Regions from separate parts of the Homo sapiens genome. Here region 1 is linked to region 2. A link is an interaction called in ENCODE POLR2A ChIA-PET data of the cell type or tissue named here. Cell type or tissue: Panc1. All regions are shown on one strand. Each heading gives the region's core, and the rest is flanking DNA. Links, peaks and the distances in the headings are about the cores only. Region 1 has its middle 28 kb from the start of UBE2D2. Region 2 holds the start of SLC23A1 (solute carrier family 23 member 1).

Evidence for each region. ChIA-PET counts read pairs that join two places held together with the same protein. Peaks named below come from ENCODE experiments on the same cell type or tissue, not always from the same donor. Only the 100,000 strongest peaks of a DNase experiment are listed, where the experiment ranks them.
Region 1: POLR2A ChIA-PET joins it to region 2 with 5 read pairs; 3 of 35 experiments call an interaction of 5 or more read pairs at or near these places.

What each region holds. Positions count from the first base shown.
Region 1 is chr5:139,530,221-139,535,589 of GRCh38, forward strand. It overlaps a transcript of UBE2D2 not described here. Among named protein-coding and RNA genes, the nearest start is that of UBE2D2, 28 kb to the right of the region's middle. In Panc1, for the core only: no CTCF peak of the experiment used is centred there; no DNase peak of the experiment used is centred there.
Region 2 is chr5:139,380,631-139,385,999 of GRCh38, forward strand. It overlaps SLC23A1 (solute carrier family 23 member 1), which reads right to left and starts at 2,667. Exons shown (of 15, transcript NM_005847.5): 1 at 2,588-2,667; 2 at 1,862-1,975; 3 at 1,262-1,419; 4 at 168-256; 5 at 1-2. The coding sequence starts at 2,623. RefSeq lists enhancers at 212-1,152, 1,628-1,677, 3,278-3,347, 3,368-3,537, 3,918-4,087 and a silencer at 1,968-2,027. In Panc1, for the core only: no CTCF peak of the experiment used is centred there; no DNase peak of the experiment used is centred there; H3K4me3 peaks cover 645 bases; H3K27ac peaks cover 904 bases.

The DNA of each region.
Region 1 (5,369 bases), core at 112-5,111, 150 kb after region 2:
CCAGGACTGGACGGCCCCCACCAGGTTATACTGGATATGTGGACACAGAGCTTATGCTAAGCTGCCTGATCAGGACAGGTAGCTGTATAATTGGCACCATTAAGCCATCTTTCTTCTTACTGCCCATAAAAACAGGTGAACTTCTAGGCTTCCCAGTCTATGCTTCCTGCAAAAAATGAAGCATAGCCATAAGTGATTAGAAAAATAATGAATGGCCCTCTGAAAGAATCATACAATACTATAGACCCGCCACTTAGGCACAAGAAGGCTCATGAGGATATCGAACCCCTATCTACATGCTCAACTGAATCATACAGTTGCAAGCTGTTTTAGAAATTATTACTAATAAAACCGGTCAAGCCTTGACCGTTCTTGCCCAGCAAGAGACTCTGATGAGAAATGCTATCTATCAAAATAGAATAGTTCTTGACAACTTGGTAGCAGCTGAAGGAGGAGTTTGTAGAAAATTTAACCGTACTAATTATTGTCTACACATAGATGATCAGGGGCAAGTAGTTGAGAATATAGTTAAAGATATAACAAAACTGGCACATGTACCTGTGCAAGTGTGGCATGGACTCAGTCCGGGAGCCATGTTTGAAAATTGGTTCCCAGCAATAGGAAAATTTAAAACTCTTGTAATAAAAATAATAATAGTAATAGGAACCTGCTTACTGCTCCCTTGTCTTATACCTGTATTTCTCCAAATGATAAAAAACTTCGTTGCCACCTTAGTTCACAAAAATGCTTCAGCACAAGCATACTATGTAAATCACTATCAATCTATTGCACAAAAAGACATAAGTAGCAAAAACAAAAGTGAGAACTCCCACTAATAAAAAGTGAGAGTCTCAAAGGGGGGGAAATGAGGGAAGAGAGAGACCCTCTCATATTGTTTTATATTATTTTATACTCAGTACCTGTTTTAAGAAAAAACAACAAAGAAGTAAAATCAAAGACAGGCAGCCCGGCACCAGGCCTGAAAGCAGGCCTGGGCCTGCCTGGCCTAAACCCAGTAGTTAAAAATCAACCCATAACTTAGAAACTGATGTTATTCATAGATTCCAGCCATTGTATAGAAGAACATTGTGAAATTCCCTGCCCTGTTCTGTTTCTCTCTGACCACCGGTGCATGCAGCCCCTGTCACGTACCGCCTGCCTGCTCAAATCAATCACAACCCTTTCATGTGAAATCTTTAGTGTTGTGAGCCCTTAAAAGGGACAGAAATTGTGCACTCGGGGAGATCGGATTTTAAGGCAGTAGCTTGCCGATGCTCCCAGCTGAATAAAGCCCTTCTACAACTCGGTGTCTGAGAGGTTTTGTCTGTGGCTTGTCCTGCTACAAGCTGAGATTGCATCACATACCCCTGCACTCCAGCTTGGGTGACAGAGTGAGACCCTATCCAAAAAAAAAAAAAGAAAGAAAAAGAAAGAAAGAAAAGAAAAGAAAATAATGCCTGGCTGGACACTGTGGCACATGCCTGTAATCCCAGCACTTTGGGAGGCCGAAGTGGGAGGATCACTTGAGCTCAGGAGTTTTAGAACAGCCTGGGCAACAGTGTGGGACCTTGTCTCTACAAAAAATACAAAAACAAAAACAAAAACAAAAACAAAAAACCAGGTGGGTATAGTGGAATGCACCTGTAATCCCAGCTACTCGGGAGGCTAGGGTGGGAGGTTTGCTTGAACCCAGGGGGTCGAAGCTGCAATGAGCCATGGTCATGCAGCTGCACTCCACCCTGGGCAACAGAGAAAGATCCTGGTTGTGTTTTTTTTTTAATTATGCATGACCTCATTTATGATGAGGGATGTTTTGGGGGTGTGAGGAAACACTGTTGGTGGGGGATGTAAATGAGTACAACTTCCTTAGCAAATAATCTGTTAATATCTATCGAAAATTTCAGTTTGCATATCCTTTGACATAGCAATATTACATCTAGGAATTTATTCTACTTTTTTTTTTTTTTTGGGGGGGACAGAGTCTTGCTCTGTTGCCCAGGCTGAAGTACAGTGGCACGATCTCGGCTCACTGCAATCGACCTCCACCTCCCGGGTTCAAGCAATTCTACTGCCTCAGCCTCCCCAGTAGCTGAGATTACAGGCGCCTGCAACAACTCCCGGCTAGTTTTCGTATTTTTTTTTTTTTTCTGAGATGGAGTCTCATTCTGTTGCCCAGGCTGGAGGGCAGTGGCACGATCTCGGCTCACTGCAAGCTCCGCCTCCTCGGTTCACGCCATTCTCTTGCCTCAGCCTCCCGAGTAGCTGGGACTACAGGTGCCCGACATCACACCCGGCTAATTTTTTGTATTTTTAGTGGAGACGGAGTTTCACCATATTAGCCAGGATGGTATCAATCTCCTGACCTCGTGATCCGCCCGCCTTGGCCTCCCAAAATGCTGGGATTACAGGCGTGAGCCACCGCGCTTGGCCTAGTTTTTGTATATCTAGTAGAGACAAGGTTTCACCATGTTGGCCACATTGGTCTCGAACTCCTGACCTCAACGGATCAGCCTGCCTCGGCCTCCCAAAGTGCTGGGATTACAGGCATGAACCTCCATGCCTTGCCCTATTCTACTATTTTTAATGTGCTAAAAAATGAACCTCAGCCAGGCACGGTGGCTCACTCCAGTAATCCTAGCACTTTGGAAGGCCAAGGCGGGTGGATCACCTGAGATCAGGAGTTTGAGACCAGCCTGGCCAACATGGCGAAACCCCGTCTCTACTAAAAAATACAAAAATTAGCTGGGCGTGGTGGCACTTGCCTGTTATCCCAGCTACTCGGGAGGCTGAGGCTGGAGAATCACTTGAACCCGGGAGGCGGAGGTTGCAGTAAGCTGAGATCGCGCCACTGGACTCCAGCCTGGGTGACAGAGCAAGACTCCATCTCAAAAAAAAAAAAAAATATATGGACCTCAACTCCTCAACTTAAATATCCTTCAATAGGGGATATACATACACATACACACTTTTTTTGGTGTGTGAGAGATGGAGTCTCACTCTGTCCCCCAGACTGAGTGCAGTGGTGCAATCTCAGCTCACTACAACCTCTGTGTTGAAAAAAAAATCATTGAATTGTACACCTAAAATGAATGAAATTGATGGCATGTAAATTATACCTCAAAAAAGAGGTTGAAAGGAAAAGAAAAGGGGCCGGGCGTGGTGGCTCACGCCTGTAATCCCCAACACTTTGGGAGGCCAAGGCAGGTGTATCACCTGAGGTCAGGAGTTCAAGACCAGCCTGGCCAACATGGCAAGTTCCTGTCTACTAAAAATACAAAAATTAGCTGGGCGTGGTGTCTGGCGCCGTTAATCCCAGCTACTCGGGAGGCTGAGGCAGGAGAATCGCTTGAACCAGGGAGGAGGAGGTTGCGGTGAGCCCAAGATCGCGCCATTGCACTCTAGCCTGGGCAACAAGAGCTAAACTCCGTCTCAAAAAAAAAAGAAAAGAAAAGAAAAGAAAAGGATTGATAAATTGATAAGGACCAGTGTATTACTGGGAGCGTCAGAAAACAAGTAATTCCAAGAATTTAACTAGAGAACAATCTCAGCATAAATTAAAAAACATCTTTTTTTTTTTTTTGAGACGGAGTCTCACTCTGTCACCCAGGCTGGAGTGCAGTGGCAGGATATTGGCTCACAGCAACCTCCGCCTCCCGGGTTCAAGCGATTCTCCTGCCTCAGCCTCCCGAGTAGCTGGGATTACAGGCGCCCGCCACCAAGCCTGGCTAATTTTTGTATATTTAGTAGAGACACGGTTTCACCATTTTGGCCAGGCTGGTCTTGAACTCTTGACCTTGTGACCCACCCGCCTCAGCCTCTCAAAGTGCTGGGATTACAGGCGTGAGCCACCGCGCCTGGCAAAAAAAACATTTTTTTTTTTAACCTGCACATTCTTTGACCTGGCATCTTCACTTCTGGAAATTTATTACAGGCCAGGCACAGTGTCTCACACCTGTAATCCCAGCATTTTGGGAGGCCCAGGCGGGCAGATCACCTGAGGTCAGGAGTTCGAGACCAGCCTGACCAACATGGAGAAAACCGGTCTCTACTAAAAATGCAAAATTAGCCAGGGGCAGTGGCTCACGCCTGTAATCCCAGCACTTTGGAAGCCTGAGGCAGGCTGATCACGAGGTCAGGAGATCGAGACCATCCTGGCTAACACGGTGAAACCTCTTCTCTACTAAAAATACAAACCATTAGCCGGGCGTCGTGGCGGGCGCCTGTAGTCCCAGCTACTCAGGAGGCTGAGGCAGGAGAATGGCGTGAACCCCGGAGTCGGAGCTTGCAGTGAGCCGAGATCGCGCCACTGCACTCCAACCTGGGTGACAGAGTGAGACACTGTCTCAGGAAAAAAAAAAAAAAAAAATTAGCCAGGCATGGTGGCACATGTCTGTAATCCCAGCTACTCAGGAGGCTGAGGCAGGAGAATCGCTTGAACCTGTGAGGCTGAGGTTGTGGTGAGCAGAGATCATGCCATTGCACTCCAGCCTGGGCAACAAGAGTGAAACTCTGTCTCAAAAAAAAGCATAAAAAAAAGAAATTTATTCTAAGGAAACAGTTAATTGGGCACAAACATTTGTACAATAATATTTCCTATAGTATTGTTTAGAATATTGAATATCTGAAAATAATTCAAGGCTGGGTGCGGTGGCTCACACCTGTAATCCCAGCAGTTTGGGAGGCCAAGGCTAGAGGATTGCTTGAGCTCAGGAGTTCAAGACCAGCCTGGGCAACATGGCAAAACCTTGTCTCTGCTAAAAATAGAAAAATTAGCCAGGTTTGGTGGTACATGCCTGTAGTCCCAGCTACTCAGGAGGCTGAGGTGGGGAGAATCGCTTGAACCTGGGAGGCAGAGGTTTCAGTGAACCAAGATCTCATGCCACGGCGCTCCAGCCTGGGTGACAAAGTGAGACTTTATCTCAAATAAATAAATAAATAAATAAAGTCAGGGTGTGGTGGCTCACGCCTGTAATCCCAGCACTTTGGGAGGCAGAGGCAGGTGGGTCACGAGGTCAGGAGTTCAAGACCAGCCCGGCCAAGATGGTGAAATCCCGTCTCTACTAAAAATACAAAAAAAAAAAAAAAAAGAGACTTGCATGGTGGCGGGCACCTGTAGTCCCAGCTACATGGGAGGCTGAGGCAGGAGAATTGCTTGAACCTGGGAGGCAGAGGTTGCAGTGAGCCGAGATCGCGCCATTGCACTCCAGCCTGGGAGCGAGACTCCGTCTCAAAAAAAAACAAAAAACAAAAAAACAAAAATCAGCCGGATGCAGTGGCAGACGCCTGTAATCCCAGCTACTTTGGAGGCTGAGGCGGGAGAATTGCTTGAACCCAGGAGGCAGAGGTTGCAGTGAGCCGAGATCACACGA
Region 2 (5,369 bases), core at 109-5,108:
CTCTGGGGGTAGAGTCAGGGATACACACACGGACCAGGTACAGAGACAGAGAGGGAGAGAAGATGCTGCCATGGCTGCACCCTGGTGTTGACCCGGGACAGTTGCTCAGACCTCCAGGTCTCTGGGCCTCCCCTTTTCCCCAGTGCAGACCCCAGAAGTGTACCCACCTTCCGGGGGGCATTTCCATCTCTCCAGAGCCAGTATGGCTTTGGCTGGAACCAGAAATGCAAAGGCACTGGCCTGGAACAGCGGCAGCCTGGAGGAGAGGCACAAAGCAACAGGGGTGGGGAGGGGCGGGTGGGGAGGAGGGATAAAGATGCGGGGAGAGATCAGGAAGGGAGAGCACAGAGAGAGTGACAGAGACACAAGGGACAAGGGCAGATGGAAATCGTTGAGGCCCCAGGGAAGACCATCTCTAACATTTTGGCTGCCCAAGGAAGAAAACAAATGGAGCCCCCAGCTCAAAACCTGCCCCCTTCCCACCACCAGCTCCTGCACTGTGAGGAGGGGGCACCTGCCCGGAAGTGGACACCTCAGTTCCCGCATCCAGGTTTCTCTCACAATCTTCCCCTGTCCCCCGCTGCTCAAACAGCTCAAATGCCACCCAGGCCTAGGGCTGTGCACTCGGGAGCGTGGGGCCCTGGGAGGGTGGGCTGTCGAAGAGGCTGGCACCAACCCTGGGAGCTAGCTCAGGGCTGCCATCTGGGCAATATTCAGAATGGGGTTTAAGAGGGGAGAGCCGGCTAGGCTTGGTGGCTCACGCCTGTAATCCCAGCACTTTGGGAGGCCAAGGTGGGCAGATACAAATACAAAATTAGCCGGGCATGGTGGCGCATGCCTGTAATCCCAGCTACTCAGGAGGCTAAGGTGGGAGAATCGCTTGAACGCGGGAGAATCGCTTGAACCCGGGAGGTGGTGGTTGTGGTGAGCCGAGATCACGCCACCGCAATCCAGCCTAGGCAACAAGAGCAAAACTCCGTCTCCAAAAAAAAAAAAAAAAAAAAAAAAAGAGGGGAGAGCCAGCGAGGGTACAATCCCTTAAACTTGCAGATGCCTGGTCTTTGAAGTGTGCCTAGATCAAGATTCCCAGGGTTGGGGCCACGCTGCCCAGCTCTAAGGCTGGCCTGGGATAGGAGAAGCAGGTGGAGGCAGAAAGCGGCTTTTTTGTCTCACCAGTGTCCTCTGGGAGCCCACCTGCTCCTGCTGTGTGGATCACAGTGGAGGGGTGGCGGGGGACGGGTTGGGGGGCTGGGCGGCTCACCGGATGCCCACGGTGGTCTGGATGAGAGTGGTGATGCCCACGCACGTGAAGATGGTGCCGATGAGCTGACTAACCATGTGCTGGTCGTGGCCCACACACAGCGCCTCAGCCAGCAGGAAGGGCACGGCGATGGTACCACTGAAGCATGTCAGGTAGTGCTGGGCAGAGGGAGACAGCAGAGTGCATGAGGCAGGACCCCAGAGCTCCAGGGAGAGGGGACAACCTAGTGTCCTCATGCCTGCCTCAGCGGGCCTGGAACCGGCTGCCTGCCCAGGACTGGCAGTCCCCACAAGGGATTCCCAGAGAGCTACTGCTGACCACTCTGGGGGTCACTAATTTCCACTCAAGATATTCCTGCGGCTTCCGTGGAGTCGGCTCTGCTCCCTGTCACCAACACCCCACCTGGCAAGCGTCACACTCCCCCAGGGAGTTCATCTTCTTTCAGGATTCAGCCTCTTCCCGACTCCTGCTTGCTGACAGCCACTGTGCTGACCTCAGGTTTTTCTTCCTGTTACCCAAGATACTCCCTGCTGGCCAGGGAGGGGCTGGAGTCCCCGGGGAGTGTGCAGAGTGAGGGCGGGGAGGCCCTGGGGGACCCACCTGGAAGCCCAGCAGGATGCACAGGTACCAAGGTGGCACGTCCTCGATCTTGTACAACATGTCAAACTTAGGCTCTGTGGGTAGCGGGGTCGAGGGGTCCCTGGTGGTTTCATGCTGGAGGCAGCAGAGATAAGTAGCTTAGGGTGAAGTGATGGGGACAGGCAAAATCCATTCTGCCCCAGAATCAATCAGGCAGCCCAAGTGGCTTGTCAGCAACTGAGAGCGGGGTTCCCGCCCTCCCCAACAGTCCATCCACCCGGGTGCCACTTGGCCTGGCCACAGTTTTCTCCCACTTTGCATTGCTTCCCGCAGGGATGAGTCTACTGTGCCAGCTTCTAGAGCCCTCAGGACCTGCCATTTTAGCCAGGGAAGTGGACCCTTAAGTCAGAAGTCTTGGAGACCACAGGAGAGGGGGCCAAGAGGGCTCAAGACTGTGGACAAGTCCAATCCGGTCCCACCTCTGCCCCCTGGAGATCCTTGGGGTGTCACTGGCCGGGAGATTAGGCCTCTCCTGAACCCCAACCTGGAGTCAGCCAGTCCCAAAGCTGCAGGCTCCTTCACCCCCACCTCCACCCATCCCCCAGTTGCCACATTCAATTTGGGACAGTCACTCTTATCAAGTTCATCAGAACGTTTATCTCTGGCCTCCAGGAAGAAGGCCTGCACAGGCCCTCCAGCCCCCCACCCCCCCTGCCCCCCCTAGCCCCCACCCCCAGCCCCCAGCACCTGTGTCCGGCCCTCGAGGTCCTCCTGGGCCCTCATCTTTGGGGCACAGGTTTGAGCAGTTCCTGAGGAGAAGAGGGGATGACTTGACAAAGGCCAAGGAGGAGGACTTTACTCCACATATCAGGCATTGTTTGAAGTAAATCTGTAACCAGATGCCCAGCTCTGGATTGCGAAAGGGGGGCCCGGGCAGAGGTAATGTATTAACTCTCACTAGGACAGTAAAAGCCACCCAAGCCTCTGCCACATGTGCCCTTCCCTGCCCACATCTGCGCCTGGGCGCTGGACCTGTTCTTGTTTCCCAAGAGAGGGCCAGAGTCGAGGGGGTGAGGACCAGAAGTTTACCAAGCCCCAGGTGAGCGGAGAAAGAGGGAGTGGAAACAGGCACTTATTATGTAACCCCCTGTATGAGGCCCTTCCCCACTGATTAATAACTAGTTCATCATTATCATCATCATCATAGTCATTCTCGTTATTGAGGAATGGCCTTGGCCTTGTGCCAAGAAACATGGATCTGCACTGTCCCAAGTAACCCCTGTGCTGGGCGGTATTAACCCCTTTAACAGCGAAGGAAACAGATTCAGTAGATGTGATTTGACCCAAGCCATGCAGATAGCAAGTTTGCAGAAACCAATCCTAAAATTCAGGTTGGTCTGAGCTGCCTTGCCCTCACCACCCTGCACCCCTCAGGGTCCCTGAGGCAGGCAGCAGATGGGCCTCTGCAGGCAGAGCTGCCTAGGCTGGCCCAGCCGGGTCTGCACTCTGTGTCAGGGCACAGATCCCTTTCCCCTCCCAGCCACATAATTTCTGGGACCCAGTGCAAAGTAAGAATGTGAGGCCTTTATTCCAAAAGTATAAAGAATTTAAAGATAGCAGGAGCATTAGATGGAGCGTGGGGCCTTTCTATGCACCAAGCCCTGTGTGACTGCCCATCACCTAGCCCAGGAAGGCAGTCCTATGCCCAGCCTGTCTCCCCTCCTGGCAGGCCCAGCCCAGCCTGGCCCTAGGGCCTGAGATGGCAGAGGGGGACATGGGGAGGGGCCCTAAGAACTCAGGCTCCTCAGCTGGTGAGGGCTGGGCCTGAGGTCCCCATTCTGTTCCCCTCTGGGCTGCCCCAGCCCCAGCACTCTAGAGCCCACCTACTTCTGGGTCGCTGTGCCCATGGCCAGGCCCTGCCTGAAGGGCCAAGGGGCAGCACCGCTCTCCAGCTGGGCAGCAGCTTCATGCCACAGCACTGAGTCCGCCCGCCTGCCGGTGTCCACACTGTTCCTCTGTCCGCCTGTCCTCTCCTCTCCCTCTTGGCTACTGCTCCCAATTTCCAAAGTTGCTGGACCAGTTTGAAGCCTCTGCAACTCCCCAGCACTTTTCTCTCCAACTTCTCCTCCCAGAACTCCCCAGGGTGCTGTGGAGACCAAGCCCGACCCCCTGCAGATACGGCTCCATGGACACTCAATTCAACCCAAACCACACAACACGCATAGAGAACAAGGTGGAGAACACGGTCCCAGATCCACAGTAGCATGAAGGGGCCCACACACCCAGAGCTGATGCAGCCTCTCTAATCACCCCACAGAAACACAGGTCCACGTCATGGGTGCCCGGCTCCACACCCTGTCCTGAAAGCTTAGTGGGTTTCTTGGGCCCTGACTTTCCTCCTGGTGTCTAGGGTTTCTCTCCTGAGTGAAGGCCACGGATGGTGGGGCTTCAGGCAGGTCCTGGAACAGGTGAAGGATGGAGGGGGCTGAGTGCAGCTCCCAGGGAAGCTGGAGTGGCCAGGGCCTGCCCCAGGCACCTCCATTCCCCCAGCAGCCCGCCTCTCCGGTCCCCTAAGTCTGAATCCCCTCCCAGCCCTACTACTACTCAGCCAGGGACTTGGCCCAAACCCCTTCTGTTGTCTAAGTTTCGGTTTCTGCATCTGTCAAAGGGGGATTAGATTGTCTTCCTGCACATGGCTCTCGTGCAAAATAAAAATATTTCTAAAAATGAGGGTTAGAATGTTCTGTCTCTCTCCCAGGGCTTGGCCAGATCAGAGACACTCACAAACGAAACTGAAAGTTCTGGTGCCACCGATCTCCAGTTCCCAGACCTAGGTGGGGTCCAGGGCTTCTTTACTAAGGAAAAGCCCCAGCCAGAAGAATTTCCAGAGAAAGCAGGACTGAGAACCAAAATGTTGAATCTGGCTGGTCAGAAACCCAGGGCCCATCCATACCAGCTGGGGTCAAAGGCAGAGTGTGGAAAATGAACAGCCATTGGGTGTAGACCCAGTGAGACGTGTGTTCTCGGAGGGGTGCAGATAGCATGGAGTGGCTGGAATAGGTGTGCCACAAGGTGGCCTGCGTGCACAGTTTTCCTTGGTTCTCTTTTCTCATGAAGGCTCTGAAGACCTGGGATGTCACTGAAACCACCTTTGCAAAATTATGACTGAGACAGTGAAAGAGATCTAACTTAATCAGTTCCATCTTGCTTCTAACCTCCAAGTTGTCTTTCTTCATTCCTGAGTGTAGGCTGAACTAACCTTGGGAGAAACTTAGTTTTTAGTTTATAGTCTAAAACAAAGACAATAACAGCCCTTTCTCAAAGCAGACCTCCTTCTTGCCTGAGGACTAGATTGCCTTTGTAGGATGGAGCAACATTAGCCACAAGATGAGAAATTTTGGTTTAGGAGTCATGCAGCTAGAGGTTACAAGATTCTGACCCTCTCTAAACTGCTCCTAAGATCAGTGCTTGAGATACTTTGCAGACCCTGCACTTGATAGATCAGCTGGCATCACCCAGATCCATAAAT